Regions from separate parts of the Homo sapiens genome. Here region 2 is linked to region 1. A link is a loop called in an ENCODE intact Hi-C map of the cell type or tissue named here. Cell type or tissue: GM12878. All regions are shown on one strand. Links, peaks and the distances in the headings refer to the core of each region. The heading gives the core; the rest is flanking DNA. Region 1 overlaps BNC2 (basonuclin zinc finger protein 2). Region 2 overlaps BNC2 (basonuclin zinc finger protein 2).

Evidence for each region. Hi-C counts contacts between places; a loop is a spot of excess contacts. Peaks named below come from ENCODE experiments on the same cell type or tissue, not always from the same donor. Only the 100,000 strongest peaks of a DNase experiment are listed, where the experiment ranks them.
Region 2: it touches region 1 in a loop (5-fold over the local background); 3 of 110 quality-filtered maps call a loop at or near these places.

Annotation. Positions count from the first base shown.
Region 1 is chr9:16,516,053-16,532,017 of GRCh38, reverse strand. All of the region lies in intron 5 of BNC2 (basonuclin zinc finger protein 2), which reads left to right. Among named protein-coding and RNA genes, the nearest start is that of BNC2-AS1, 200 kb to the left of the region's middle. RefSeq lists an enhancer at 15,540-15,965. In GM12878, for the core only: no CTCF peak of the experiment used is centred there; a DNase peak (open chromatin) is centred at 7,743.
Region 2 is chr9:16,568,026-16,583,990 of GRCh38, reverse strand. BNC2 (basonuclin zinc finger protein 2) reads left to right here. Exons shown (of 7, transcript NM_017637.6): 4 at 906-1,008. Among named protein-coding and RNA genes, the nearest start is that of BNC2-AS1, 150 kb to the left of the region's middle. In GM12878, for the core only: a CTCF peak has its summit at 8,304 (motif pointing left); no DNase peak of the experiment used is centred there.

The sequences.
Region 1 (15,965 bases), core at 4,435-12,434:
TATGCGTTAGCAACTGAGATAACGAAATGAACAGTGTGGAGTTAAAGAATCTCATGCAACAAATGGCAGAATTTTAAGTGCATTTTGTCAAACTTCCCCATTTAAGAAGAGGGTGAGCTCCTTCCTATATTACTATTGGCAGCTTATCGGTGGTGTTAGTCAAGCATTTTGAATAAAATAATATGTTAAAAAATATAATTGATTTCTTTGGGGGAATACAGGAGATCTCTAGATAAATTCATTTAGATGGGTTGACAAAACTAATGGTGTGCATGATTAAGAAGAAAAATTTGACATATTCTGTGTATAACCCTTTGAGTATTAATTCTGACCAGATCACACTGTAAATAATGTTAACTGTCATAAAATAAACACAGCCGGAGTTTGCACCATATGTTTTATAATTATTTTGCAGCTTCTTTTTTTTTGTTTGTTTGTTTTTACTGAAAATGGAACCTACTGATAACTCTGTGAAGTTATGTTTACATAAAAGTAAATTATACTTGCACGTTAACAAACTTGGCTTCACAGACCAGTGTCTCTAGGTTTTTGTTTAAAAAAAAAATTAAATGAAAGAAAAACTTCTCCCTCTCTCGCTTGGTTTTTTGTTTTTTTTTTTCTTATTCCCTCAGAAACATCGTCTCAAACAGAAATCTGCTGTAGCATCTTGTCGCCGCTTTCTTGTTTTTGCACATGTGAAGGAGAAGCCTTTGGAATGCCACCCAGAGGAGGGAAAAGCCTAACCACTGAACTCACAGAGAGTGTTTGGTTTAAGTAGCCCTGGAGTGGCCTTTCAGACTGAGGCTACTGTGGTCTTCTAGTTTGTTTTTGTTTTCTACCTTCTTCCTTGCAAGTGTTTAACACTGCCAGAAATAAAGGCTCCCTTAGAACATTTAAGTAATTTTTAAAACTGTTATTATTTTCATAATCACCATCTCCTCTTGATCTCAGGGGAGGCTAGGCATCCTTGTTTATCTTTAATAGAGCCTTGGAAACTGATAGTGCCAATGGGAGGTGGGTGGCAAGTTTCGTAATATGCCTACCTCCTCCTGCCCCCTCCCGGCTCATTGCTAAATATGTCTCTTGGCAGATCTGACAATATCCATAATTATCAGGCACCGTGAGCCCTGCTGCAGAGCTGCTTGTGCATGACACCTGTCCAGCTCATGCTCTTCCCCTGCATCTCCTCATGCCTCGGCTTGCTGGCTGGCCGTGCGTCAGAGCAACAGTCTGCCGTTAGTGAACTCATTTCTCTTCTTGTCAGATTCTCAGACACCAGAAGTTCTGCCCACACAGCTTACAACATATACCATGGTTTGTGGTGCAATCTTTCACACAGTAGGCATTTCATAAACTTTTGTGAACAAATGCAAAAAGTTAATGCAGATATTTCTCTCAGCATTATGGTTTACATTCTCCCTCTATGAAGTGCTTTTCCCGCTCTTGACAGATTTCTCAGCATAATATCATGTTTTCCATAAAAGTGGATCTTGATCATCGCCCTCTCTCCTAGACAGAGAAAAGCCTTGTCAGTTTTTTTATGAGAGAGAAAATCCAGGGAACCCCAATTGGCTTTCATAGTGCTTAGCAATTCTCATGAAGGGGGTGAAATGTGGAGTAGAGAAATGTACAGTGATTTCTGGAACTTTTGTTCCAGAAGATGTTAATAAGGTGAAGTTGTTGTTAACTAAATTTTGCAGGTATAATAAAACTTGAAGATGAAGCTATATTCAGGGAGAAAATCTGCAAAGAGAGGAATTTCGTAAAGGGCAGGGTGAACAGTAATGCCGCTTCAGTAGTTCATGCCTGTGCATAGTCAACCTTAGAAAGGCTTTTTTAAAAAAAAAAACAAAAAACAAAAAACACTTCACTTTTTTGGCCAGGTGCGGTGGCTCATGCACTTTGGGAGGCCGAAGTAGGCAGACCACTTGAAGTCAGCAGTTCAAGACCAGACTGGCCAACATGATGAAAGTGAAACCCCATCTCTACTAAAAATACAAAAATTAGCTGGGCATGGTGGTCCGTACCTGTAATCCCAGCTACTCAGAAGCTGAGGCAGAAGAATCGGTTGAGCCTGGGAGGCAGAGGTTGTGGTGAGCCGCGATCATGCCACTGCTCTCCAGCCTGGACAACAGAGTGAGACTCCATCTCATAAATAAATAAAAAATAAAACTAAAACCTCAGTTTTGAAGGAGAGGTCATAGATTTCGGTTTGGGGATTTATTTAGTGGAACAGTTGTCAGGTATTCATAGAAGGTTGGATTAAGGATGAAACTTTTCATCCTTAGAAACTACAGCAGTCTATTTAATGAATAGCATACTCAAAAATTATGACTTAATATTTTTATTATTTATAAAATTTTATTCCACTAGAACAACTAGTAATCATCATCTATTATGCAGTTTTGACTAAACCCTTTTTCCACAACAGGGACCAGAATTAGGTAAGAAAATTTGGGAAGATGTCAAAATATATCAAAGCTTCCTTTTAAATATGTGTTATTGGTTTTTGATTATGAAAGTAATACAAAATTAATATAAAATTGAAACATTGCAGTAATGTATAATGCAAAAATGAAAACTGTCCATAGCCCCTTTTTGTAGAGATAACACTTCTCCATATGTTATCATTATCATGTATCTGTGGCACTAATTATGATTATTAGTAAATGGATTCATTCTATGTATATTTTTCTTATATCCTACTGTTTAAAAAATATATCTTGTGGTTGACCAAAAAATATCTACCCACTTCCACTCAAAATATCCATGTCAAATCCCTGGAGCCTGTGAATGGTACCTTATTTGGAAAAAAGGGTTTTTGCAGATGTGATTAAGTCAAGGATTTTAAGATAAGGAGATAATCTCGGACTCTGTGGGTAGGCCCTAACTACCATCCTGTGTATCCGTGTAAGATATTAGGAGATTACATACAGAGCAGAAGACATATGCAAAGGAGGAGGTGAGGTAAAGATGGCGGCAGAGCCTCCGGAAGCTAGGAGAGAGGCATGCAACAGATTATTTCCCAGAGCCTCTGAGTGGAACACAGCCCTACTCACACCTCAATTGCAAACTTCTGGCCTCTGGAACAGAGAGAGAATATGTTTCCATTGTTATAAGCCACTACGGTGGTAGTAATTTGGTGTGGCAGCCCTAGGAAACTAATACAGGCCTCTTTCCACGTTAGTATAGAGAGATCTCATCCATTTTTTGAACCTCCATATAATTTCCCATTATGTGGATATACCATAATTTATTTAGTCACTTATTTAAAGACAGTTGGGTTGTTTTCAGTGTTTGGGCTTTTCAAACACTGTTGTAGGAAATATCCTTATATGTGTTTATTACTGTGTATGTTTGTTTTTGTAGAATAAATATTTAGAAGTAGAATTGCCAGGTCATTATGTAGGTACTTCTAAAACTATTGTATTTTGGGTAAATATGACATCTGCCACTTTGATAGGAATATTTATGCTACTCTATCATGACTCTGGACCATAAACAAAGTAGATAACTATAGAAACCATCTCATATATTAACATTTAGAAAATCAACAGTGGAAGTTGTTCCTCTCAACTCAGTGTTCTGAAAAGCCTGAAAGCTCAATATATACTGAGTTGAAAATCTATGAGAATAAATATCCTCAACAAGTTTTTGTATTTTCGTTTCTCTAGGAACTGAAAATTTCTGTGACATACCTATTGTTTTCCCACCATGAAACAAGAGCTGTTAAAGAGATGACAAGAAAAAATAAGAGAAAAAGTTATATTCAAGAACTATTGTCATTTTAGAAAATAAGTCATATATTATTAATGGAGTTTGTTAGTAACAATTATCTTAAGTAATAATTATTCAAAATTGTAAAGACCAAACCTCTATCGTTTCTTTGTCATGATTTTTCTTCTCATTTTGTCATTCTAACCCCACAGCTCTTCAATCTTTCCTCACTTCCAAGTCCATTTTACTGTTGATAATACAAGATGCATTTGGCATCTGTTCTGTTGTTAAAGCCCTCAGGAAAAATTATAAAGCTGTTCTTGCAAATTCATCATTATTGTTAAGAACCGTAATTTACCTCATGGTTATCTCATCCTTTTTCCACCTCTTACCTGAGCTCCAGGATGACATTGCCTTCCTGGGTGAGGCAGCGTTGCAGCATCTCATCTCTCCCACCTTAATTTGTAGCGATGCGTTGCATTTGGGTGACAGGCAGTTGTTCGTGCTTGAATAACTCAGGATTTGAATTCTACAGTTTGTGGCATCCGTGTAATGCTTAGCAGTAGGTACAGCTGTTAACTATTCGCTTATAAATAATCTTTTTTGCCTCTCAACCTGTCTCCCAGGTAGTGTACCTGTCACCATTAATAACTCTTTAGCCGCTCCCTAGTGATTTGACCTATCAGTTGTCGTTCACAGAAAAGTGGTGCTCTGGCCTGCTATTGAAGCTTATGCAGGTTCTTTCAGCTCCTCAGTCACCCCAGCAGCCATATACTTGTAGGAAGTTGTGTTGGTGGGCTTCACAAGCAGGCAGCTGAACACTTCGTACAGTTTGATAAAGGTGGCATTACATTTTGAACAATAGATGATAAGACTCCCATTTAGACCGCAAAACAGTGCCACAGGGGTAGACAGGGGTCTGGGGGAGATAAGATGGGTGGTGAAGATGACCAACAGCAAATAAACTTTCCTGTCTCTTTGATGCTAATTATCTCTTTGCACCTAATTATCATGGCATCATCATCATCCTCTGATGTTTGCAAACTAAGAGTTGATGTGTTTGATCAGGTTAGTGAATCTGTCAGGTATGGCATTCTGCCTGTTTCTGAAGCTTAAGAATGAGAAGCCAGTAGCTATCATGCGGAAGATGTGAACTGCCCCCCAGTCCTTGTCCTTTAGCAGTGTGTCATTCCTCTGTTTGGACATGTGCTCTCTTGCTTCCTCTCTTCCTCTCTCTGTTCCTGAAGTGTGCTGCTTCCAACACTTCCCCAAATTAATTCCTACCTGCATTTAGGTCTCAACCTAGCCATCACTTTTTCAGGAAACTGCTACTGCTCTCTCTATTTGGCATTGACTGTACCAACTAAAATGCCCATATGGCAGTTTTCGTTTATTTCTTATTATGCTCTACAATAACTGCTTGTTTACTTGTCTTTTTCTCCTACTGGATTGTAAGTTTTTTCATGGATGGTACATAGTGTTGTTTGCTATATCCACGTTCTGGGAGTGTCATAGAATCTCAATAAATTTATGTGAAGAGAATGAGAATTTATTTTTTATGAACTCACTTTCCATTGACATATCATGGTCATATCAATGGGGAGTTCAGGCAATAAATTATGGCATATATTGTCTACTGTATACTGTGCTGGCACCAGGGGTTCAGATAGGAAAACATTTCGATTGCTTTTTACCCTTTTAGTGAGTGACTAATGGACATTTCTTTGTCTGAGGATATATCTTGGCAGTACAGGATTTCTTCAGACGTGGCTCAGGAAATGGCCGAGAGTAAGGTGAATCACAAGGCAAAAAAAAAAAAAAAAAAAAAAAAAAGCATTAAACTATGTTGGGAAGTAATCCCAGCATTGGTGGACACACATTATGTTTTTAAAAATAAATCCTCCAAGGAGGTAAATCAGTTAGGTATTATGTTGGTTTGGTTTTCATTTGGAAAGGAATTTACCTCGTAAACGATCTTTGTTATCCTTATCTCACTGGGTGTAAGGAGTTAGCAAATGATCACATTTTTAATACCCAGAAAAATACCATATTCTTTGCCACACAGATGTACGCATATGCCACATATACATACATATATGTGTATGTATGTGTTCCTTTATATATAATTAAATACAACAGTGATCTGAAAAGACCAAAAAGAGTAAGAAACTTAGCATTTTAGGGAGAACAAAAACAAAAACCCAGGATGAAGCATTTTAGTTTACCTTTATAAAGATCAGGACAGGTTATGTCTGTAGGAACTTATATACAGTATCTAGTAGATAGAATGATAAAATAAGAAACAAAAAGTATTTAGTCATAAGTTCAAGGATAGACTCTTGATTGTGCTGTATCAAATACACTTTTAAAGTTAAAATGTATTCTAAAAAGGAATACATGCCTTTAGCAAAAAAAAATTATATAAAGGACTGTGGTTGAAAGTAAGTGATATTGGGGTATAGTTCTAGAAATAGTCTGTGCATGTAAAACACAACATATCTTTCTGTGTGTTTGATAAAAATGGTGAAGGGGAATATAGTGAGCACATTATTCTGCACTTTTCCTTTTTCACTTAATAATATATCTTGTAAACAACTTCATATCAGCACATAAAGAGCTACCTCATTCTTTTTTAACAGCTGCATTGTATGGATGTATCGTAATTTGTGTGCCTATTCCTTCATACACTGGTAGACTAGGTGATGAAACATATTTTTGATCTTTGGTATTCTGGTTGTTGATAGGGGATAAATGGTAGTACATTGCTTTTATTTGCATTTCTCTTAATGAGTAAGGTTTACCATCCTTTTATGATTATCAGTCATTTCTGTTTCCATTTTTTTTCTAAACGTCTTTTCAGGTTCTTTCTATATTTCTATTGCGTTGTAAATCCGTTTCATTTTTAGCACCTTTTTGTATCTAAAGAGTATTAGCCCATAGTATATCTGTATTGTGAATAGTTGTTCATAGTTGGTTTTCAGCTCTTTACCTTGTTTTTGCTTTTGCTTTTCATTTGTTTTTGTTGCGTAGTTGGTTTTCTTTTTTTAAGTTTTGTGTGGTTTTATTACCTTTTGATTGACTTTTGATTCTTGAGTCTGGCTTAGAAAGATCTTCAAGTCCTTAAAACAATGTGAACTAGTTAATGTTATCTAGTTATCAATGTTATCTACTAGTATTTTATGTAGTAATTGTATTCAGTGAATTTCAATCTCCTTCCCCCCCCCTCCCCCACTCCGGGTCTCTGTCTGTCACCCAGCTGGAGTGCAGTGGCGCTATCACAGCTCACTGCAGCTTTGACCTTTCAGGCTCAAGTGATCCTCCCACCTTAGCCTTCTGAGTGGCTAGGACTGCAGGTGGTGCCACCACACCCAGCTAATTTTTGTATTTTTTGTAGAGACAGGGTCAAACTATGTTGCCCAGGCTGGTCTTGAACTCCTGGCCTCAAATGATCTTCCTGCCTTGGCCTCCCAAAGTGCTGGGATTGCTGGCATGAGCCACTGCATCTGGCCTGAATTTCAGTCTTACTGAATAAAATTTTTCAGCCAGGATTGTTATTTTCTTAAGGTAATAAATGTTGTTGTATAGAGCTTATTATTAATAAGATTTTTCATTCATCTATTTTTTCTTCCACTGTATTGTTATTTTAATGACATTTATTTACACAGAGTATGTTAAACATGTTCAGTAGATTATTATACATAGGAACATCAGAGTCCTATTTAGCAAATAGACTAATTTAAGCTCCTAATATTTTTAGGTATAATCCTGAATGTGTATTTAGAATAAGAAATCACCCCCCAAAAAAAAACAGGAAATGGAAACAGGAATCAAGGAGATTTGGGCCCTTTCCTTCTAAATTTCCTTAGGGAACTTGTCAGAAGTGCTTACCTAGAAATCTTGCCTGTTTGCACTCTGGCGTCTCCTTACCACCTAGGATGTTCTCTTACTCTGAAACTCCTAACGACCTAGGCAAATGAGAGACCTGAGCTGAAGCCCCATTCACTCTCAGGTTAAATCTGGTGTCTACTAGTAGCTCATACTGTACTTCATTACAGTTTCATCAGTCATTAACACTGGTAGCAGTTTCAAAGGGGTCACAGTCAACTCTGTTGCTACTGGTTTCCTTGTCATTTTATTTAACTTTTTTGTCTTTATTATAATTCGCTTCTTTTACCATGCATGGTGTTCTCACCCCAAGTGCTCATTAGGTAGTAAAGAGGAAAAGGTGGAGATTGAAGAAGCAGCTTATTTCACAGCATAATCTCATATGGTGGTGTTTTGTTTTTTTGGGTGAAGCTAAAATCTGTTAGAGTTGTAAAATAGAACAGTTATTAAAATATTCTTTTTTGAGATGGAATTGTTGTCCAGGCTGGAGTGCAGTAGCACAATCTCAGCTCACTGCAATCTCTGCCTCCTGGACGATCTCAGTTCACTGCAATCTCTGCCTCCTGGGTTCAAGCGATTCTCCTGCCTCAGCCTCCCAAGTAGCTGGGATTACAGGCGTCTGCCACCATGCCTGGCTAATTTTTTGTATTTTTAGTAGAGACAGGGTTTCACCATGTTGGCCAGGCTGGTCTCGAACTATTGACCTCAGGTGATCCGCCCGCCTCGGCCTCTGGTGTTGGGATTATAGGTGTGAGCCACCGCGCTGGGCCAAAAGATTCTTTTAATCTTTTTTTGTATTCTTTTTCCAGAAAGTTTATACCTTTCTTCTCTTTAGTCATACTTTGAAGAGGGTTTAACAAGATTCACCTTCACAGTTGTTTTTCAAGGCAGCGTTAGGACCTGACATTAATTGTTTTTTTTTGTTTTGTTTTTTTTTTTTGTTTTGAGACGGGGTCTTGCTATTTCGTCCAGGCTGGAGTGCAGTGGCGCTATCTCGGCTCACTGCAAGCTCCGCCTCCCGGGTTCATGCCATTCTCCTGCCTTAGCCTCCCAAGTAGCTGGGACCACAGGCGCCTGCCACCCTGCCCGGCTAATTTTTTGTGTTTTTAGTAGAGACAGGGTTTCATCGTGTTAGCCAGGATGGTCTCCATCTCCTGACTTCATGATCCACCCACCTCGGCCTCCCAAAGTGCTGGGATTACAGGTGTGAGCCACCGCGTCCGGCCAGTTGTTTTATTTTAAAAACCCTTTCCGTGTTATGTTTGTGAACAGAGCCATTTTCATTGATACCGCTTTGAAAACACACGAATAGACACTGAAACTCGATACCTGTGTTTTCTCTCACCAGTTCTGCTTCCATGTTTCATTTTCACTGTTCTCAGTCTTCTGATTGAGTGAATAATTAAATGATGACCTGAGAGATTGGTGGGAGTGAACTCTTGGAGCATCCAGCTTTCTTTATGAGGCTTAGACTGGCTTTTCTTTCCCATCATGGTTTTAGGCTTGATAGATGACTTTATACTTTTCTGGACAGCTGGGGGTTAAAACAGAGTGGTGGTTTTGATTTTTGGCATTTTTCAGCTGCTCCTCAGGAGAATATAAAGTGCCTGTGGAGCAGGTCCAAATCGGTGGATGTTTAAGAGAAGGGGGAAAAAATAGCTGAAGAACATTCTTCTGTGACTTAGTTGCCTTCTGTTGCATTAAATGGATGGAAAGGGGGAATAAGTGTTGTGCTTTATCGTTTTTAACATTAAAACTCTTTTAAAAAGCTTCAAACCTTAAAAAACACGAAATGACCTTCAGGCCTCTTGGCTCCCACTGTTCAGGTTATCAAGTCTCAGTCACACCCTCCCCCATCCCTGTAAAAAATCTAAAGAGAAGTGTGAAAAGCATCAGAAAGTCTCCTTTTGCCAGTTCAGCCTTTTAGTCGCTTGCCAGCACCTTCATCTCTTCATATGTCTCTAGCTAAGGTCTTACATGGAACAAAAACCCGACAGCAATGGAGACCAGATGCCGGTATTTCTTCTCTGTCACTTGGCTGCTGAGCAGATGGAATTTATATCAATCGGGCATGCTAGGAGGAAGAGGCCGTGGCAGCCAACATGTGGAACTGGGGCTGAGTGACATTTCTGCTAATGTTTTGTCCTTGTAGAACATTATGCTTCCTCTTTGCTTATGAGCTGTGGTTTTCCTGACTCAGACTAGGTTCCAGCTCCAGCTGGAATGGCTGTTGCTCTTCCCCTCTCCTCCTGCCCCCCTTTTCAGGGAGTGCTGGGAGCTAAGGAGGAGTAGTGGGGCCTGCACAATGGAGCTCTTTATTAAAATACCTGACATCTGCATGCAATGCACCAAAATCATCTCAGCTCAAGCAGAGGAATGTGCTGGGCATTACTAGTCACTTTTTGTCTAGTGCTGTGTGCTTGTTTGATTTATATAATGAGTGAGTGCCTCTGGCAAAAGAGGATGTTGAGCATATTATTGGAGGAAGGGAGCTTTTTAATTTTTTCCAAGAACATTGTCACAGACAGGCCTAATACTCATACAAAAATATGAGTATTTAAAAACGGTTGCAGCTATCCCATGGATTTCTTGCTGTGGCTTAAAAAATGTTACACCCCCCTCTGCTCCATTTAAGGTAAAATTAGAACTCAGTAATCCAATTTAACATGATATGGAGTTTTAATGTTGGTGACTACTGTTAGTAGGAAGTAGCACTTTTAAGGAATCTCACGTTACAAAGAATCTCTGGAAGGAAAACGTAAAATACATGTCAAAAAACCATAAAGGCACACACATAGAAAGAATTATTGGTGAGTCTTTAATTCCCGTCCCCTCCCTCAGAAGAGTACATTACTCTTTTCATACTGCAGGAAATAGGTATATGTGCGCAAATTATATTTTCTTCTCTAATGATGTAAACCATTCACGTTTTACCTATTTATGGCCAGTATATGACGAATACTGCCATGCTAACACGTTATATCATAAAGCACTGAAGTGTCATGACATTGCTGCTCACATTGCCAAATCAGCAACATTGTCCCCATTCCCACTTAGACCTTTTATTTCCGGTGGAAATTTAACTTAAGATTTCAGTTGGGTTGTGGGTACATTCGGAGCACCAGACAGGGGAGGTAGAGGGAGATAGAGCTTCCACTATTTTTGTTCCTTTCTTTTGAAAAGCAGCCTCTGGCAGACCTTTCCTGGTCTCTTCCAAATATGTCGGCCACATCTGTCATATCTTGAGTTTTCTAGAAAACTCCCAGGGCAGGCTAGCCATTCTTTATCTTTAAGAAGCCTAAATTCTGTCTCTTTATCACTTTTTTAAGTGATTCTCCTGTCTGATGTATGTTCCTCTTATATCTTGCTCCATGGTGTGGGGATGGCCCCACAGTTCCCTTGGGATTGAAGTAAACCCATGTAAATTGATGAGAAGCTGGAGTAAAATACTAATATTAGTATGTCTGGAGAAAGACCCAAGTCAGTCATTCTTGGAGGAAATTCTTCAAAATTGCCTTGGATTTCTGTTTTTCTTTGCAATTTTTTTAAAGCTATGCTTGTGCCATACTGAAGACAGGATTTCTTATTTATAAAGTCATTCAAGTGGCCTGATATAAGAAACTTATAGTAACACAACATATATGCCCATAGCTTATGCAGGTACAGTGGAACCTGGAATCACAAAGTACAGTTACTCCTTACTGTGTGAACTTGAGCTCTCTGTACTCAGGAATGATATGGATTCAGATAAATTACTTAGATTGGGCTGCTGGGATGAAAGGAGTCTCCCTTGGTCTACACTCTCTTATGTGCTGTTCAGAGAATGTCCTATCTCTTGCTCTCCAACTCTTGCTATCTATGCTATCATTGTCTAAACACAGGAAGAAGACAGATTTAGGTAGTGAAAAATGTCTGTGCATGCAACTACCTGCAATATTGCAGAGGAATAGGAATCTCATGCTCTCCATTCAGATTGTTCTTACACCAGTTCCTTTCCTTCTCGATTTTGTACTTAACCATTCCTGCTTTTCTTTTTGAATCTTTGGCTTCTTTCTTGTTCAAGGTTTTCTCTCTTGCTTCTCTCCCTTTCCCTCAAAATCACTCACATAATGAAGCACTGACCTTCGATGTTTCCTTTTCTGTGACCCTTATGACAAGAATGCTTCAAGCTGGAAGAGCCCAAGTGTCGGGTTGGTGTTCAGCAGTGTGAGATGATTGTTTTACTCTTGCCTGAGAGTCCCATCAAGAAGCACGGGAAAGGTTTCCTCGTAGGCCTCCTGGAACTACTGTGCGTGTGCATTTAGCTGGAAGAGAAGGGAGCAGACATCATCCTGCAGAAGTCAGATTATGGTAGCCAAAATGTGTCGGTATCTGCCCATTAGAGTTTCTCAAGAAGGATTCTTAAAGATAATTTGATTTGGTCCTTGGATTCTGGGCCTTGCCATGTTTGGTCCCAGGAACTATGGCACTGGTCCCTGCCAGTGTCTGTTGACTGTCTCGTGGGTATGGTCATCTGTCCTCCACTGGAACATAACTCCTTTAGTTCTACCTGGAAGGAGGCCAAACACAGTCTTTGGTGTTGTTTCAAAGTCTGATTCTTTCTCTTGCCAGTTGTATGACTTGAGCAAATTACTTAACCTCCATGAACCTCACTTTTCTCTTCTGTGAAATAGAAATGATAATGTCTACCTTACAGGGTTGTAGAAAAAACTGGAGAAAATGGTAGTTAAGTGCTTAGTACCTAATGAGAACTCCACAAGTAGCAGCTATTTTTGTTGTCATTGTCTGCTAACAGCATGGCAGCCTTGGACAGCCTTTCCGTCTAACCTCATGTTTCACTTGATCAGCAGCAGCCCCAGGTCTAACTAGTGTGCTGCCTTTGAAGTCCACCCACTGCCACTAGGGCTCATTCGCCACTACAAAATGAGAAACTCTCCCAGAAGTGAGGGTTGTCTCTACCTGTCCAAAGGAACACATCTCTACATCCGAAGAGGTTATCTCCTAAATCTGCTAAGGTTGATTTGAGATAAAAGCTCCAATTCCTATCTTTTGGGACTTTACGTTAGAATTTTCAGAATCCTTGTCTCTGGCCCTTGATCCATTCAACTAGGGCTACTCCTCTTTCCAGCTCTAGACAAAATTTCTTCTGTAAGAATCACCCCCTCATACCTATCCCTCCCCTCTATTGCTAATGGAATGCACTGGGATTTATCATGCAAATGAAGGTCACACCTCCCAGAGACACAGTCCCTAGACACTACTGGGTTATATTTTAATGACAGCTGAGAAGGTAGGGCCAGTAAAGGAGGCATTCATCCCTGTTTAAAAGAAAACGAAGCACAGTGCTTACCTCTGTCTCTTTCTAAAAATTAATCTGACAATTCTGGCAAGCACACCTTCTCTTCTCAGCATAGAGACATGCTGATAACACACTTGCTTTTTGTTTGTTTGTTTGACTCACCAAACTATATGATAAAGACATTTGTTTTCTGGTTTTATTAAAATATGACTTTAGGGCCGGGCTCAGTGGCTCACGCCTGTAATCCCTGCACTTGGGGAGGCCGAGGCAGGTGGATTGCCTGAGGTCAGGAGATCGGGACCAGCCTGACCAACATGATGAAACCCTGTCCCTACCAAAAATACAAACATTAGCCAGGCATGGTGGTGGGCACCTGTAGTCCCAGCTACTCAGGAGGCTGAGGCAGGAGAATCACGTGAACCCGGGAGACAGAGGTTGCAGTGAGCCAAGACGGTGCTACTGCACTCCAGCAAGACTCTGTCTCAAAAACAAAACAAAAAACAAAAAACAAACAAACAACAACAACAACAACAAAAAATATATATATATATGACTTTTGCACCTGTACATCCCAAATCTCATGTAACAGAGACTTTAGTAGAATATGATTAATAATAGTAAGGTGGGGGCATTTGCCCTTTATACCTAAAAGGCATGTTTTCTATTTTTATTTTATTATTATTATTTTTAAAGATATGGTTTCGCCCTATTACACTGGCTGGAGTGCAGTGGAGTACTCAGTACAGCCTTGACCTCCTGGGTTTTTGCAATCCTCCCACCTCAGCCTACTGAGTAGCTGGGACCACAGGTGCACACCGCCATGCCCAGCTAATTTTGTATTTTTTATGTTTAATAGAGACAGGGTCTCCCTATGTTGCCCAGGCTGGTCTTGAACTCCTGGGCTAAGTGATCCTCCCGCCTTGGCCTCCCAAAGTACTAGGATTACATGCATGAGCAACCACGTTCAGCCATATTTTTAAATTTAATTTTCATTATTATATTTTTATAAATAATTCAAGCTACACCGAAGTATATATAATAGAAAATGAATACACACATCTATTGTCCCTTCTTTCCAGATTTCACTCTCAAGATGCAACTGGTAGGCCCAATAACCAGTCTGTGTTCCTTCGAGACCAGTAAGTTTTAAGGGATTTGGTAGAAACCCTGGCATGAGATATTTGTGCCAAGTACCATTTCGGATTGGTTTACACATCTGAAGTATGGCTGAGAATTCTGCAATTATCTAGTATATTAATCATCTTAGAAAACTCAGGACCCTATGACTTGTCCACCCTGCTTTAGAAATAAAAATGTATATGGTTACATGGAACCTACAATTTACTGTGTTTATATAAACACCCCAGGCATATTTCCTTTCAAAAATGAAATGAATGATATGATTTTTTTGTCTCCTTTAAGCTTTGGAGGAAGGAAGTAAACTAATGAACTTTATGCTCTTGTAAATGTAATGCTTTGCATCATAGGACACCAGGTCAGGTTTGTACATTTACTTAAGTTTGTGTGCACTTGTGTACGTGTGTGTGTGTTTGCAATTAATTTGTCAGGTAAATTACAGCATATAGGAATTACCCTCCCACTGCCCCTTCTTTCTGGCAAGCAATACTGTTTAAAACACATACTCATGATCAGAATTGGGCTAAAACATTTTGTAGAGCTTTATTTATTTAATGAGATACCACTAAAGCCTTAATACTGTAAGGCAAATATTGCAGTGAATGCCAGTATTTCAGTATATAGTAGCATATCCTTGCCTTTCAGTCTGTTAAGATTGACTAACATTTAATTACCTTGCCTATGTTAAAAAAGGAAAGAAATTACCTTATAGGGATATGCAAGCTCCTGAGGTTTCTCAGCTGTGAGCCCAGCCAAGTTGCCCTCCTCCAACTGGCTACTTCCCTCCTCAACACACAGAACCTTATACACAACAGTAAATAACCCTCAATAAATTTGAATCTTATCTCAATCTAAAGACACCACCATCATTATGGGGGAATGTTGTTAGTCCTCAAAACCTCAGTCAGTTTAGAACAACACAGCAGTATCCAAACTTTTTGGCTTCGTCTGGATATTGTTACTGCAAGTGTTGGTGCTGCATTCCTGGATGCCGTTTACAGAGTGATTTCTTAAACATTGGTTGTGTCACAGTGCAACTGACCAGTTTAAAGCCTTTTGCTATTTTGCTCACAATCAAAGAAACCAGAAACATCTAATTAACGTTTACCTCATTTAGAGTTAGAATCACCTGATTATTTTACTACATTTGGAATAAGCATAAGAGATGCTTTTAATACGACAAATTTTAAAACTATCTGGATTAAAACACCTTTTTATTCACTTTTTTATTAAGATAAAACTATAAATTAATAATTAGTCTCCTATTAGTCTTAAGAGATTTTTCAAATGACTTTGGATTTTAAGATGAAAAAAGAAAAAAAAAGAAGCACACATTTAACTGAGTTTGTTTTGTGTGCTTGTTTGTATATTTAGACTGTGTGTACTAGAAAGAACCCGCTTTGGGATAGAAATAAAGACTCTTTGAGTTCTCACCCTGTATTGGGGGGGTTTCTGGGTACCTATGTATGTAATTTGGACATTGATGATACATAAGTGATATTTATCTCAGTTGGTATAGAAGGTCTCATGAGTTATCTTGACAGCTGCATAACTGTTATCCACTGTAAACTCGCTTCTTTAGGTTAGTGTGGTTAGTTTTTTTTTTTTTAAGTTTCCGCATAATCATTGGGGAATCTTAGCATTTAACTTGCAAACGCTTCTCAGAGTTCTGATACCTGAGGCGGCATCACAAGAACGTTATCTACACCAGCCCCATCTTGGTAGGACTGAAAAAAAACAAACAAACCAAGAACAACACAAAGAAAATGCATGTTAATGTGGCTGAATATTCATTAGAACCCTGCGGCCTGGGGCTGGAAGCACAGTTAGGCTGTGTGTTTACCAGGCCACCCGAAAGGCAAGAGGGCATAAGGCACTTAGAAACAGTGGCTCAGCTCAAGCAGTGTTGTCTTTGAAAAGTTTTCAT
Region 2 (15,965 bases), core at 3,688-11,687, 53 kb before region 1:
TTCTTAAACATAGGTTTTTATTCATAAAAAGTTACACTCCATTTATGCTAATTTTCTATGGATTCATTTTATAATATTAACTGGTGAGATGGTTTTTTAAAGTGGTTATAAGGAAATGAAAGATTTTTAAGTGTGTTTTTCAGTTTTCTGCAATACAGGTGTACTGTTCCAGATATAAAATATTCACATAAATGATTTTTTCTGTTCCATGTCTGATCTGAAACCAAAATTTAAACTTATTTTCTTTCTTATGTCACTGTTGAAATAAGAGGAGGATTGTTTTTTATTTTTCAAAACAGGAACGAAAATAGAATAAAAAATATTCAAGGAATTGGGATGTGATTAAATAATAATAGAAATATGTTAGGTCTTATTGAGCACAGGAGTGTCTTTAAAATATATTTGAGAGTTTAGCACAACATTTAATTGAAATTCAGCAGAAGAAAAGTAATATTCTAATAATAATATTTGTGTGCCATATTTTACTTTCACAAACATTTCACTTGAATATTATTTTGTTACAGTGTATTTTTTGCTTTATTGACAAGTAGAGAAATTTAAGTGGAAATATATATTAGCAGCAATATACTTTTTTCTTTTTTGGATTTGTGATGTCGTAAATCCGGTATCTTATCGAATATGTAATCCTTTATTTTTATTCTAAGTTTGTAATTTAAAGGTTACTGTGAATGACCTAAAACATTGTATTAGTGAATGAGCTTTTGTTTTCTTTACCTTTTTTAATAAGAGATTTTGGTGATATCTAAATTTATTTTTAAAACTCTCCAGGCCCCTACCATCATAAAATCTTTAAAAATAGAAGTGGGCAATATTTATTGAAATGGTGAAAAGAGTATAGTATCTTTGAACAGATGCTGACCTTTTTTTCCTCCTTTATTTTTCAGGCCATCCGTTGCACACTGGTAAACTGCACATGTGAATGTTTTCAGCCAGGGAAGATTAACCTGAGGACTTGTGATCAGTGTAAACATGGCTGGGTGGCACATGGTGAGGAAAATCTGGGCTTTTCTTCCCGTTCTTATTATGTTCATGTTCGTGTGTGTGTGTGTGTGTGTGTGTGTGTGTGTGTGTGTGTGTCTGTTTAGAGGAGTCACTGGCCTGGAGAAGAGAGAGGTCAGCTGTGCTCCAAGTGTTAGTTAAGATTCAGCCTGCGGCTCTAAAACAGCATATTCTCAGCTCCAAGGAGCTAGGCGAGCAGCTCTCAGCAGAAGGCCAAGATGTTTATAGGACAGTTGGGCTGTGAAGTTCTTACTGAGCATGGGCGCAGCCAGCAAGCACCAGGCCTGATGGAAACTCAAACATACCACAGTTGGCCTTTCAGGGCCTGGACCTCAGAGGGAAGCTGGCAAATCCTCCTTGCTTGAGAACTCCTCGATGACTGCTCACCCTTGTCGTATGTGCTCGGGGCTGAGCTTATCCTTCTAGATGTTAAATGTTGTATGGTCTCAGGTGGACGAGAGAGTGAACGGGAACATTATTTGGCTGGTATCTGAAAATATAACCTGTAAATACTCCCTTTCAGTGTGCATGGGGATTGGAGGTGGTCGACGTAGGTAGAGTGTGAGCTCTGTGTAGGTGTGTGCTGGGGTGGGGAGACCCCACGCGAAGGATATGAGTGTTGAGGGTTTTTGCCAGGTGCACAGAGCCGTTCTGTCAGTGTGCCCTGACCGAGCGTTCAGCATATTCCTGTGTATGGTTTATGTTTATTCTGTTTAAGTAAAAGGAGACTTGGAAATAAGCAGACGTTTTTTTTTCCACCTCCCAGACTGTAGAATTTAAAAAGATAGGTAATGTTTATAAAAAGAAATCCTGGCTTGAGATTTTTTGACAGCCCCGGGTATTGCCTCTTAAGTGGACATATTCTTCATTCCCAAGCAGTGCCAAACATCCAGTGGGTTGTATTTTTATAAATGTCATGTTATTCTAGCAACATCTGAGGTAACAACACTGGGCCATGCCTCGAAATGCTTTTAATTTATCATGTACCTTGCTTGTGAGGGCGTGTGTGATGGAGTTGCGGGGACATTTCAGCCATGTTTCTGTGAGAGAGAGTACTCTGAGAGGAATACCCGGGAAGGGGTATGTTTCCACCATGCAGCCACAATCCTGCAGTCCTTCATGCCCACAGGGATAGAGCGCTTTCCTGCTTTATTAACAAGGCCCAAATCAGCAACAGGTCTCAGTCCAGTCTTGAACAACAGATGAGCTGCATTTACTTCTGCAGTCTCTTTATGTTACTACATTCAATGATTTCGTCTCTCTTCATATATTAGTTTGCTAGGGCTGCCATAACAAAATGCCACAGGCTGGGTGGCTTAGAGAGCAGAAATTTATATCCTCAAAGCTCTGGAGGCTAGAATTCCAAGATCAAAGTGTTGGCAGGGTTGGTTTCATTCTGAGGCTTCTCCTCCTCATTTGTAGATGGTCACCTTTACATGGTCTCTCCTCTGTGGGAGCATGCCCTGGTGTCTGCAACCTCCAACTCCCGGGTTCAAGCGGTTCTCCTTCCTCAGCCTTCTGAGTAGCTGGGATTACAGGCATGCGCCACCACACCCAGCTAATTTTTGTATTTTTAGTAGAGACGGGTTTTCACCAGGTTGGCCAGGCTGGTCTCGAACTCCCGACCTCATGATCTGCCAGCCTCGGCCTCCCAGAGTGCTGGGATTATAGGTGTGAGCCACTGTGCCCAGCACTGGTGTCTTCTTGTGCATCCAGATTTCCTCTAATAAGGACACCAGTCAGATTGGATTAGGGCCCACCCTAAGGGCCTCATTTTAACTTAATCACCTCTTTAAATACCCTATATTCAAATATAGTCACATTCTGAGGTAGTAGGGGTTATGACTTCAACATAGTAATTTTGGGAGAACACAAGCCCATAACAGTTCCCAAATATCCTTTTTTTCTCTGAAGAAGTATTGGTTTTGCTGGGTAATAGGTACAGAGCTTATATCCTAAACTCATCAGAACCATATGAATATTGGAGGCAGTTTGGTTGTAGACTGTTCTGAGGTCAAATCCTGGCTCTGTCACCTCATGACATGTTAATATTGCTGGACTTCAGTTTTCTTGCCTGTAAAATAGGATTAATAGTTCCTACTTTACAGTCTTATTATGAAAATTAAAGAGAAAATATATGAAGCCTTTCTAACTAATACATATTAAAAGTAAAATGGACAGTAGATGAGCACTAAAGGGGAGGCCAGTCGTTGAACAAAGGCGTTTCATTTATTCGCTCTCATTTTTGCCAAAGCCATCTTGTATTATCATTATCTATCTACTATGGTAGCCTTGGAGTATAAAAGTTAACTGTGTCACCAGTTTGTTTTATCTATTTAATGTCCATGTGCATATTACATTAGTAATGTAAAGGAAAAAGCAATGTTTTTTCCTTCTTGAACAACATAAATTATTCCTGGCCAGTGATTGTTTCGAGGACTTTCTGAAGAATGTCATTTTTCACCCAACTTGAATAAGATGTTTTTGTTACACCAGACTGTGCTTTTTCTACTGTACCATTAAAAATTCTATGTTTCTAGGATATTAATTTTGGTGTTTCTCAGACCTTAGCAAAATGTATTCTAATTCTTTCCTTTACAATTATCACCTTGACCTCTTTTTTCCCACAACAGGGAGATATCTGTATACAGCTCAAAATGCATACACCCAAGCATGTGAATCCCACACTCTCCCCATTCATGAGGCCAAATACAGCAGTGAGGGGTTGGCCTCTAGCCTTGGAGTTGGCAGTGGGATGACAGCACCCACTCTTTTTGCCCCTAGCATTACAACTAATTGCTTCATTCCCTCTCTCTGCACAGAAACCCTGAAATCGTGTCTCCAATGACTTCTGCTCAGAGGTGAAACACAGCATTCTTTCCGGCTGCCTTATACTGTGCAGTGTCCTGGGTGTGGGGCAATGAGGAAGTGACTTGGGTTTTCTAGTGTGTAATTTTCCTCTGAAATGCATGGAACAGCAACAAAACTACCAAGATACATTGCCCAGAATGGTTTCATGGTAGCACTGAATGCATTCTACCTGTCATTATGTCAATAAAAAAATTTTTAATATCTGCTGCTAAAAAATAACCAAATGCCAAAATCATGTATTCTCTCTAAAACAGATTTTTAGAAATTTGTTGACCTCCTTTCTTGAATAAATTATCCTTGTTAACAGCATTTTCAGTTCATTCCTAAGATGTTGGATTTCATGGGTCATTATCTACCATATATATGCACATATGTGTGTCTCTGTATATGTACACACACAGAAACACACGCACATTCTCTCTGTTGACTTACAGATTGCTTACTAAAGCTGCGTAAGTTGTTGACGTTAACTACTTTACAAAAATCTTTAGAAATGTGTTTCTAAAAAATTAAAAGCTGGGTGTGGTGTGTCTGACAGCCTGTATTCCCAGCACTTTGCGAGGTTGAGACAGGTGGATCGCTTGAGCCCAGGAGTTCAAGACCAACCTGGGCAACATGGCAAAATCTTGTCTCTACAAAAAGTACAAAAATTAGTCCGGTGTGTTTGCGTGTGCTCTCGGTCCCAACTACTTTGAAGGCTGGGGTGGGAGGTTTGATTGAGCCTAAGAGGTCAAGGCTGCAGTGAGCTGAGATCATGCCACCACATTCCAATCTGGGTGACAGAGCAAGACTCTGTCTCAAAAATAAAAAAAAAATAATAAATTAAAGAGTGATTAATTCATTATACTGCAACACCTGGGTTTTGAAATTATTAATACTTAGTGGGCTGTGTTACTTTTCACAGAGTATTTTCTTAAAATCCTTAGCACTATTGAGTTAAGGGAGGAAGGAATCTCAGAGCAGTTCTGAATACCAGTAGGTATTTCCCACTAAATTAATAAAGGATTTCCTACCTTACCACCACCCTGCCCACATTAAGGAATCTTAGCTCTTTCACTCTGATAATAGAAAGCAGGGCTTATTGAATTTACTTAAACATTTTTTTTTCTCTTGGTAAAAGATGGCCATACCTAGTCTGTAATAATTTAGTTGATGGGCCAGAAATGGCTCAGAATTTCTAATTCTGTCAAGTCTCTGTAAAAGGACTCCAGTTTACTGCCACTACTTCACTGAAATACTATAAATACTATATTTTTTACTTTCCCTTGTTTGCTTTATCTTCTCAGTGCGTTTCCTTCATTCACCTAAAACAATCTGAGTATGGCTTGAAAAACAATAACAACAAAAGTTTTTTAGAGCTCTTTTTGGTTCGAAAGTGGCAAAATAAGATTAAGATATCAGGATAAGAGCAGTAATGGGCTCCTTTTCTGGTGATGTAATTTTTTTTTTTCTTTTTACCCTTTGCCTCCACACTAGAGTAGCAATTTGGCCATTCACAGAATTCAGACTTCAGCCAAATATTTTACAGAATGTTAAAAATTAGCTGGTACAACTAGAATACACTCAGCATTGGGTGCAGGTGGGAGTGAGTCCTACTTACTATTCTCCCTTGAAGAATACCTGCTTCTAACAGGAAGCATTACCAATAGGAGTTTGCTGTCTTCGTGAAAAAAAACAGGAGGCATGATGTAAAGGTTGAGGACTGCTGCACGAAACCATTTTTATTGTTTAATATTTGCAAGTTAGTTTTAATGTCCATAGTTTAGATGAGGACTTTATTTCTAAACCATTAAGATGAAGGTAAATAAAATAGTAAAAATAAGAAAGAAAACAAACTGAATTCTAAGGCGTTTTAGGAAATATTTAATGATAATCCAGTACAACTGGAAAATTGTTTTTATCCCATGATATTTGATTTGTGTATTTGATAAAAGAGGTGGGCAGATTTTACAGAGGTAATTCATTTAGAATTTTTTTTTAAACTAGATCAGTAACTTTTTCTTCTGATGAAGCTCATTTGTTAAGACCATCTCTTTTTTGGAAAAAAACAAAAAAAAATTTTTTTTTAATTCCACTGTTTCCTAGGTATGTGAGGTGAGCATTTGGCAAGAATATGAGACTTGATGAATAAAAAATACATTTTATAGCTTAACGCACCCACAGCAGCTTTCTCTGTGCAAATTATTTTCTTTTTTTTTCTTTGACTTTAAATGAAAGGATATACCATTCCAACAAGCTGCATGAATACTAGAATCTTCATTCACTTTCAAGAGATCTGAATTAATACCAGTGTTATTTCCTTTGGCTGAGGTCTGCCTGCAAGAATGCTTGTTGCACTGGAATTTTGAGACCTTTCTTTTATTATGTTCTGTAAATGTGATTTCCTTTTACTGCATGCATTTCATTCGAGGAAAAGATAGTTTTACATTATTACTTTAATTATTTACTAATTAAGCCAGCTTTTTTCCTGCCTATATTTTCTCCAAACTCCTGATTTTTTTTTAATGTAAAGTAAGCAGACCTGGTCTACATCATCCAGATCATCAGTCAGTAGATATTTATTAAACCTATCTCATACATGAAGGATTGTGCCAGGTAGCCTTCAGTTCTTCCACGGAAATGATGAGAAGTATAAAGTTAATTTAGTATCATATACCAACCAGCTTTATGGTTTAATGTACTGTAAGACTTAATATGCATATAACCCATTAATTTCAAACCTTTTTTTTTGTATTCACTGGATATAATTTTTCTTTTTTTTTTCTCAGCATGGTTGAATTTGAATTTTCAGCTTGTACTTGATATGTCTTATCAGACCAGGGGTATTTATAGAGACCTTCACCCAAATAGAAAATATAGAATTTTTGATTGAATCTGAATATCAATAAACAATAAATGATTTTAAATATAAATATTACCATGCAAATTTAGGTGAGAGTCCTTTATGTTTATTTGCTAAATCTGGCAAGCCCATACCTAAAAGAAAATCCTATTCAGACTCAATTTGCATAAATCCTAAATCAGGGCTATTGGTCATAAGCATCCTATAATCAAAAAGGTTTTGGGCCAGGCGCGGTGGCTCACGCCTGTAATCCCAGCACTTTGGGAGGCCGAGGCAGGTGGATCAGGAGGTCAGGAGATTGAGACCATCCTGGCCAACATGGTGAAACCCCGTCTCTACTAAAAATACAAAAATTAGCTGGGTGTGGTGGTGCGTACCTGTAATCCCAGCTACTCGGGAGGCTGAAGCATGAGAATCGCTTAAACCCAGGAGGTGGAGGTTGCAGTGAGCCGAGATTGTGCCATTGCACTCCAGCATGGCGACAGAGCGAGACTCCATCTCAACAACAACAACAAAAAAAGCTGTTGATTATATCAGTCCTACATTTAGAATCATGAGATCTCAGTATTTTATTTACAAATTCCTCAAGTTCGTTGGAGGCATGGTAGTTTGTAAGGACTTACAAGCAAGGCAGATCAAAACAAGTAATTTTTCATTTTGTCCTATGAAAGTTCACATGTCTTTATTATTTGTCCCAGTCTATGTTCTTATAAATTGTCTAAATATCTGTGAAAGTGGTTTGTTCCCAACTGGTAACTCTCTAATATTCTCCCTGACTTGAGTCCAAAACCTAGCATAACTAAAGTAGTCCAGTCTTTTCCTTGCCAATCTCTTTTCTTCCCTAGTCTTCTCTCCTTCCCACTCCGCATAGAAATTCCTTTATCATAAGAATAAAGCATGACATTTCTGTGATATCATGCTCATTCTGAGTGACTCCACAACAGTGTCCATATGATAATTTGTAAATGTGTCAAGATAAAGAGAGGAGACTAAAAAACAACTAAGTTTCGTCTGACAAAGGGAGATAATGTTCCCAGCAAGCTCTGGCTTGGAGACTATCCCAACGAAAACAACATTTTCTTTCGTAGAAATTTTTTTCCAGAGGGGTGTTTAGGGTTTGGTGAACAGTAGCACAGGCACTAATTTGAGTCCTCAGGGGAAGGGAAGTACATGCTTAGCAGTGGCAAAGTAAGAACCAGATCCTTAGGGGAAATGTTTCTAGGGCTTTGTTCAGAAACACAAGGATAGAAACACTATCGTCTTCTTCCCTTGGTGCACTCGTTTGGAAAAAGCGGAAGCTGGTGCAGTATCTGCTTAAAGAATTTGTCTTTCTAGTGGACTTAGTTTTTCCAGATTGTAAATGCTGAAACCCGGCTTTGCCTAGCTGCAAAATTCTCTTTTGCTCAGGGAAAACAGCTTTTAGCTGCCTCCTAGTTTTGGTGAGGCAGCTGGATTCTGGTCTCTCCATGAGCAAAGTCCTTGGACTTTTTTCTTCGTTTTAGAGAGCAAAAGCAAGGCCATTTTCCTGCCTGGCACAGGAGGCTTTTTTGGGCTTGACCTGAGGGCACAGTGCCCTCTTCTGCCTCTCTCCTTTACTTGCTGATCACTGCTGATAAGCTCTAAAGGGAAGACATCCTCATAAATGCAAAGGTTTGGTGCTTGATTAATGGCACTAAGTATTTTCTTATTGTGTCTCTGAGCAGCTTTTGATTTGTTTCTCAGCCTGCACACTTTTTGGATGGTGCTTTGCACTCCTTAAATTTTCTTTAAACCCAGCGCAAACAGTGCCTCCCCTTCAAAGTCCTGGGCTGTCTGCCTATTAGCTCCCCAGATTTTCTTTTTTTCCTAGCTATGTTTTATTCAGATGGAACATAAAGTGAGGCTGGCAAGACCTGGCCTCCAGTGTAGTCACTGCTGGTCTGCTGGTAAGGAGTTTCGTGGGAGGGTGTTGAGAATGAAACACACAGAGCTGTATCCCGCTTCGGGTGAATGAATGGGAGGCAATATACAAAATAGGTAAGAATGTTGTTCTTGAATGAGACTGTTTACATTCACGTCGCGGCTCTGTCACCTACTGTAGGTAGAATCTTGCCAAGTTGTATAATCTCTCTGTTCTGTCATCTGTGAAATGTGAGTGATGATAGCTCCTAGCTCATAGTGTTCTTCTAAGATTAAATGAGATAATCCAGATGCCTCATACATAGTATACACTTAATAAGTGTTAGTTGCTGTTATCACTAACTTCCTATAAAAGTAAGACTTCAACACTGTGGACATGATAGACATGTTTTAGCAAAGTAGAGTGATTAAAAGTTGGGTGTGGCCAGGCCAGTGGTCAAATCCCTTCTCTGCCTTTTGTTAGTAATGCCTTCTCTAAGACTCAGTTATTTCATCGAGAAATTCGGATAATAATAGCAATGCATCTAAATAACACAGATTCATTTTGAGAGAGGATTACATGAAAGAGTAGGGTTAGCCCAATATTCTGGCACAACAATTTTAGGAGCTAGTATTGTTATTGCTAAGTCAATAAAATAATATTAAACATCAATATTAATGATAATATCTAGTGTCTCCCTTAAGGTACGAATGTGGAATGTGTTGGGATGAAACTATTTCTCCTTCCAGGGAAGGTTTTCTTCAGTATGCAGTTGCAGAGGTCAGGTCACCAGTTCTTTTGGCTGTTGGACCAAGTGTTCCGTAGGTGAAATTGTTTTCCCAAGCAAATCCAGTATAGTTCCATACCTTCCATTTCCCCTAAAATGTCATTTGAGCCCTTATTTGAACACAGTAAGGAATATTTTACACCAAAAGTCATTTTGAGAATTGCGCCAGTTAAAATAAATTATAGTAATATTTACCTGCTAAAAATCCAAAAGCTATAAGTAGGTGAATTTTAGGTAGGATTAAGGCTACTTTTACCTATTTTCACACCTGTCTTTTTGCATGTGAAGTGCTTCGATGGGCTCGCCACTTTATCATTTTATTGCATTTTATTACATCATAAATTTTTATATCTTGCTAACGATCCTACAGGAAGCTTAATTGTTTATAGGAGCATCTTAATTAACTGGAGTTCACCAGGTTAAGCAGAACACAAATTGAAGGGTTTATAAATGAAACACACTCAACTCCTCTCCTTTTACTCAGGATAAACTAGGAGATTCGGCTGGGTCGTAAGGACCCCATATGCCTCAGCAATATCATGTTGATCCTTTCAACCACTCTTCCTTCTCTATTATGTCATAAATGGTGACTTCTAACTCCTCTCCCCTCTTTACTGAAGTGTGAAATTGCTGGATAAGTACAGTATTTCAAAGATAACTCTGAATTGTATTCTGGGAGCCCTAAAATGTTGTTTATACATCCCATTTCTTACCAGGTTTTGCCTTTGTAGATGTTTATATATCTTCAAAAGGTTCTTGAATTAATTTGTTATTAGTTCGCATATACCCAAAGAATTGTATAAGAAGTGCTTTAAGTATTACTTTAAGTATTACCACAACTGGATAGACTTGTAACCAGTATTTGTTAAAAGGCCCAGTAGTGAGATTCCTCTCTTCGTTCAGCTGCTCCCTGGTACCCAGGGAGATCCCCACTTTGACCTCATGGGCCTCTTTGCCTTCTGTACAGTCAAGTGACGCTACAAATTTAAATGCAAACCCATCTAATTGAAAGGACAGTCTTGGGCCTTAGATTCTACTCGCCAAGAAATGTAAAGGCAACTCTACACCTGGCTGTCCAATAAGGAAGCCACTGTTATGGCTTTGAACACTTGAAATGTGGCTAGTCCAAATTGAGATGTGATGTAGGTATAAAGTGTACACCAAATTTTGGAGCTGTCATCTTATTTAAAAAAAGAATGTAAAATAGTCATTAAGAGTTGTTCTTCCATATATTTTTGATTTATCATGTCAAATACGTTTTTAAACATCACTTTTTTACTATTTTACTTGAAACTAGAAAAATTAAAATTCTGTATCTTGGCTTGAATTATATTTCTTTCTTTTTCTTTTTCTGTTTTTTTTTTTTTTTTGAGACAGGGTCTTGCTCTGTCACCCAGATGCAATGGTGCAATGTCATCTCATTGCAACTTCCCCTTCCTGGGTTCAAGCAATCCTCCCACCTCAGCCTCCTGAGTAGCTGGGACCACAGGTGTGCGCTACCACGCCCAGCTAATTTTTGTATTTTTTGTAGAGATAGGGTTTCGTCTTGTTGCCCAGGCTGGTCTCAAGCTCCTAGATGCAAATGATCTTCCCGCACTGGCTCCCAAAGCACTGAGATTACAGCTGTGAGCCTCCGTGCCCGGCCATAAATTATATTTCCATTAGACGTGGTAATCGTAGGCTCTAGGTATGAGAGAATATATTTGGAGAGCTAAAGCCTAGGTTAAAGTGGTTTGGTGGCAGAGTAGTTAGAATTGGTGTGATAATCCTAACACCCTAAATCCAGGCTCTTGTCCCTTGAGTCACCACTGTAAACTCTTTCCCAGTTTTTCGTACTTTGACGCTTGCTGCACTATTGATCCTGGCCAGTTTTTCCTGTGCCTTGTTCATCAAGAAAGTGGGATTCCCACCCCTTTACTCCCCTCTGCACCACCACTCCCCACCCCCGGAGCAATTAAGTGCTCCCTTCTTTATTTTCTCAATACACTTTGCTGAGACCAGAGGTTTCTGGGTAATACTGATCCTTCCACTAACTTGAAAAGCTCAGGAAGGGCACTTCACCTTTGTGTGCTGGAACATACTGCAGCATCTCATGTGGTGCATGGAACAAAGGTTTATTGAAACTCTAAGCTTATGGAAAAGTCTCACTCAGATTCCTAATTGCCATTTGCTTTTCCAGCAGCCTCTTCCCATTTTAAGGTATAAGCACAGCCCACAAACACCTTGTCTTTATGCCCATTTGTGCGTTTTTCTTTTCCAGTTCTCATTCTATTTTCACCTTTGCTGTTTCCCTCTGTCTTCAGACAACAAAATAAGTGAAAGGTAAGTGGGAGGTTTTAGCAGCCCAAACATCCAGGAAGTAAATTTTAGAGAAGTTAAATTTGTTTAATCATTAACAGATGTTGGTGTTTTTGTTTTATTCAGAAGATAAGATCTTGAGTGAAATACCTTCGGCTTTCCAGTTTTTTTATATTCCTTTGCCTGCAAAAATCTGAGGGTAAGACATTACCCACCCGCCTCCTTTTGGCTAATCGTGTTTTCCACTATCAGTAAAAATTAAAAAACAAATCAACCTCTAACATAAAAGAAAACACCTGTTTGGCTTGGAGAACTTGGCTAGGGAGGTGTTTTTTCTGACATGCCAAAAGCGACCATCACAAGGCCCCTTAAAAAAAAAGTCATTTTTTTTTCTATATTTCATGTGAGCATTGGCAGAAACTCTGACAAGCAGTTCTTCATATTTTATTATGTTCTTGTCTGCAGAATCTGTGTCAGGCAAAAACCTTGTCAGCGGAAAACCTGTCGTAGGATCAGAGGAGACAAAAACAGGTGTCACACAGGCAGTCAAAACTGAAGGAAAAAAAAGATTAGGCTAAAGAGAGAGAGGCAGACAATTACATTAATGCCATTGCTTTTATCTTATAGATGTGTGTTATTATCTCGGGGTGCTGAGTGCGCAATTGCCTCAAAGAAAAGTAGACAGGAGACAAGGGGAAACTTGATAGTTATTAACTGAAGAGGCAGTGTGTCAAAGCTGGATGGGGTTCAAAGTTTTGCAAAGGAAAAAAACTGCAGGCAGCAAGCAACGGCTGTGTGGTTCTGCTTTCGGCTACATAAACCGAGTAGCTATCTAACATTTTCTACTTGGAAACAGATCATAGAAGGAAAAATTAATGAAAGATTTCATTTGGAGTTCTTGGGGGATAACATTTATCCTATATATATGTGAATGAATCATATAACCTTTTCTCTCTTACAAAATCTTGCTACAATGTGAGACATGGTGAGGCATGAAGACAGGCATTTGTCAGTTCAGCTGTGTTGTTTGGATATATTTAAAACACCTATTATCAACACACTTTTAATTAAAAAAAGCTATTAAGAAGCCCTTTTACTAAGTGTGAACATCTGTATGTGCAAGCTGTAAATTAGGAGATCACATATGTGTGCCTCAGTCAGAGACTAAATGAATTTGGCAAGTGTTTTCTTTTACTGGTTTTTAAATACAGTAAAATATCTCAAGGAAAAATTGCTACATTTTACAATTTGTATTGACTCTTTTGATTGTGCCCGTTGGTACTGATTAATTGAACTTATCTAATTAGAAATTTTCTAATTAGAAATTAGGGTTACTATCATGATCAAATTAGTAAACAGAATTCAAAGCACTAACCAATATATCCCCTCTGTTTCTTTATTCACATTATTTCAGATGTCACTTCTTTTCTGAAAGTTTGCGCTCCATTAAATATGTGTGATGGTATAAAATACTTTCGTTTTGCCAATGGTCTAAATCCCAAAAGAGTTTTTGCCTTGTTGATAACTCATACATGTCAAACAGCCCACTAATAGAGAATGGGATGGTAACTTTAGGTTTCCCTATCTGCTCAATGATATGTTGATCACATTAGTGGAAAAATCGGCAGATACTGCTTTAGTTCTTAACATTTTCTACTTGTGCATTTAAGATTTCGTTAGGTTAGACTTTTCCTAAGCCCTAGGACTGCCCTCTTAACCCGTTTTTATGAGGAAATCTTTACATAGGGTCTTTTTATCCCACCGGTTACTGATACAAAGCAGTTTGATACTTGATATATGCATTAAGCAAATCCAGCAGTCCAGAAGAAAACACACGTCAGTGCCAAAAGTGTGTGTGATAGCCTAGAGATTTTAAGGGATTACAGTGGGGAAAACAGATTGATTATAGATTTAGAGTGAGATTTCAGCCTGAATTACTGGGGGAAGGAGGAAAAATTACTTGTGACACAAAGGTGACATTCATTTTTCTTTTTCAAGACTGAGTATAATAATTTCTTTCTTTTAGATATTTCCCTACCAGATGCTGGCTTTTTATACCACGACTCTCAATTTTGAAATATTTTTTCACATGTGATAGTTTAAAGCATATATTTTATCAAATAGTAAATATGCCTTGCCTTTGCACTTTTTGCTTAATGAAATTCTTATATAGATATATGTTCCTTTAAGAAAATTAAGTCTTTAAAGTGAATAACTGGGGGGTAGGGTGATTATTTTCTTACAGAAGAATTCGTATTTTTGTTTAATAAAAGGATGTACATAGTTAATTCAGGTAGCAAATCTCAATAGTTACTTTTAAAATGAGATATGTTTTATAGTCAGTGTACTGTGTATTAAATCCATTGGTACATAAACTGGATAAAGCAGGGTTTGTGTAGCCAACTTTAAGCTGGCTGAGGCAACTGGAGATTGGATAGAACAGCAGTGGCAATAATAATAATTCCCAAACCTGGTTTCAGCAAGTAGATTCAGTTACTAAATCTCTTCTTAGATCTACTGTCAAATTTGCAGATAAAATTTTCTCTTTGCCTGTTACCACCTTCATGTGGAGTTGCTGCAAAAGAGCAAAGGCATGCCCCCAAAAGTGGGCCATGTAAGAAAGAAGAAGCGGGAGAATAAGTATAACCAAGGACCTGTTTAATCTACTAGCCAGGAGAGAGAGCTTCTGAACAACCGAGTGGTGAAATACTTTTATGTGTGCCTCAGTCAGACTTTAATGCTTTTCAAAGTCTGTTTTGAGGACTTTATTATGCGTAAGGCCACAGGGGGAAATGCCATTCAGTTTGAAATATTGGCTGTATAGTCTCGAGTGGAGCTCAGTGTCTACCCTGGACTAATTGTGGGTGTTTATATGTGTATGTATATCCACATACCCTGAAAGCTACATGTCAACTGAGGTTGATTAAAATCCGTAGGACAGTGGGGCTTAACTGGAACTACTTTTGTCCCTCTTCCCTCCCTACAGTTTGGAATTACATTCATAATAAACCATGAGAGTATTTATACATTATCCCTCATGTATTAAGAGATGAGAAAAAAAATCAAGGGCCATTCACATAATGTATATAAGGTATAGTAATGTAATGAGGATTTGTAGAGGTTCAGTGGAGTTTATTCATTTTAAAAAACACTGACACACTATTTGTTGAAGAAAAAAAAAAAAACCCTTTGTACATAAGGGTTGACAGTTTTTATCACCACACTTGGGGATCAACTCTTTTAGCTAAATACCATTCGTTTTCTTCTTCTCTTTAAAAAAAAAAAAAAAACTCTAGAAGCAAGCCTTGGTATTAAATATCCTAATTAATTCAACCTTGACAGTTACAGTTAGAAAGTTGTGACTTAAATGGAACATGAGTTATTTTGTACTTAACTTGCTCCCAGTTACATAGTTCTTTCCCCCAGAAGTAGTGAATAAAATGTGCAGATCTAAATATTACTTCACGTCATAAGAAATTTTTCTCTTAATCACAATTGTTGCCTGCCTTCACGATCTCCTGATTCACTAAAAAGTTTTAATGTGTCATCATTGCCCTATATTAATGTTCTCCCCAAGTGTTAAGGCTTTTATTAGGATCTAGCTTACAATCTAAGAGTAGACTAAGTCTTTGCCTTGAGCCCTGATGCTTTTGCCTGGTAAGAGAGCTGAGTCTTACAATGGGAAAGGATTGATGTGATAATGATTCCAAAGGGCCCCTTTATGATGAAATTCTAAATACGCAAAATCCCATTAAACCTGTGGAAGTGCATGGGCTAGGTACATTGAAATGACATATCATTATATTGGGTATAGTGTGCTTATTATGAAGTGTGGTATAATTGAAAATTATTGGTCGTATTAGCAAAAATGAAGAGCCACCACCCTCATAAATTCAGAGGTTATGGCCTGGACATTTGAGATAGGAGTGGTAAAAATATTCTGTTTATAAATAATGAAAACTTTAAAATCTGACCCCAGAAATTGCTCCAATAAAAATCTCATCGCTAACAACTTTTAGAACTCTTAAAGTAATCGTGGAAAGAGTTTCATAAAAACAATCCCTAAAGACGTGTGTTAAATGTTAATCTATTGGAAATTCAAATAGTAGTCTAGGATCCAGAGCTCCTAAAAGCTGACCACTTGATGCTTGTAATTTGGAATTCTAAAGGGAGTTGAGGCAAGAGACCCAGAGTTCTCGAAACAATTAGCCTTGTAATTTAAGGCTCACTTGGCTTTCTCCCAAAATAAAAGAATAAGCCTTCTTTTT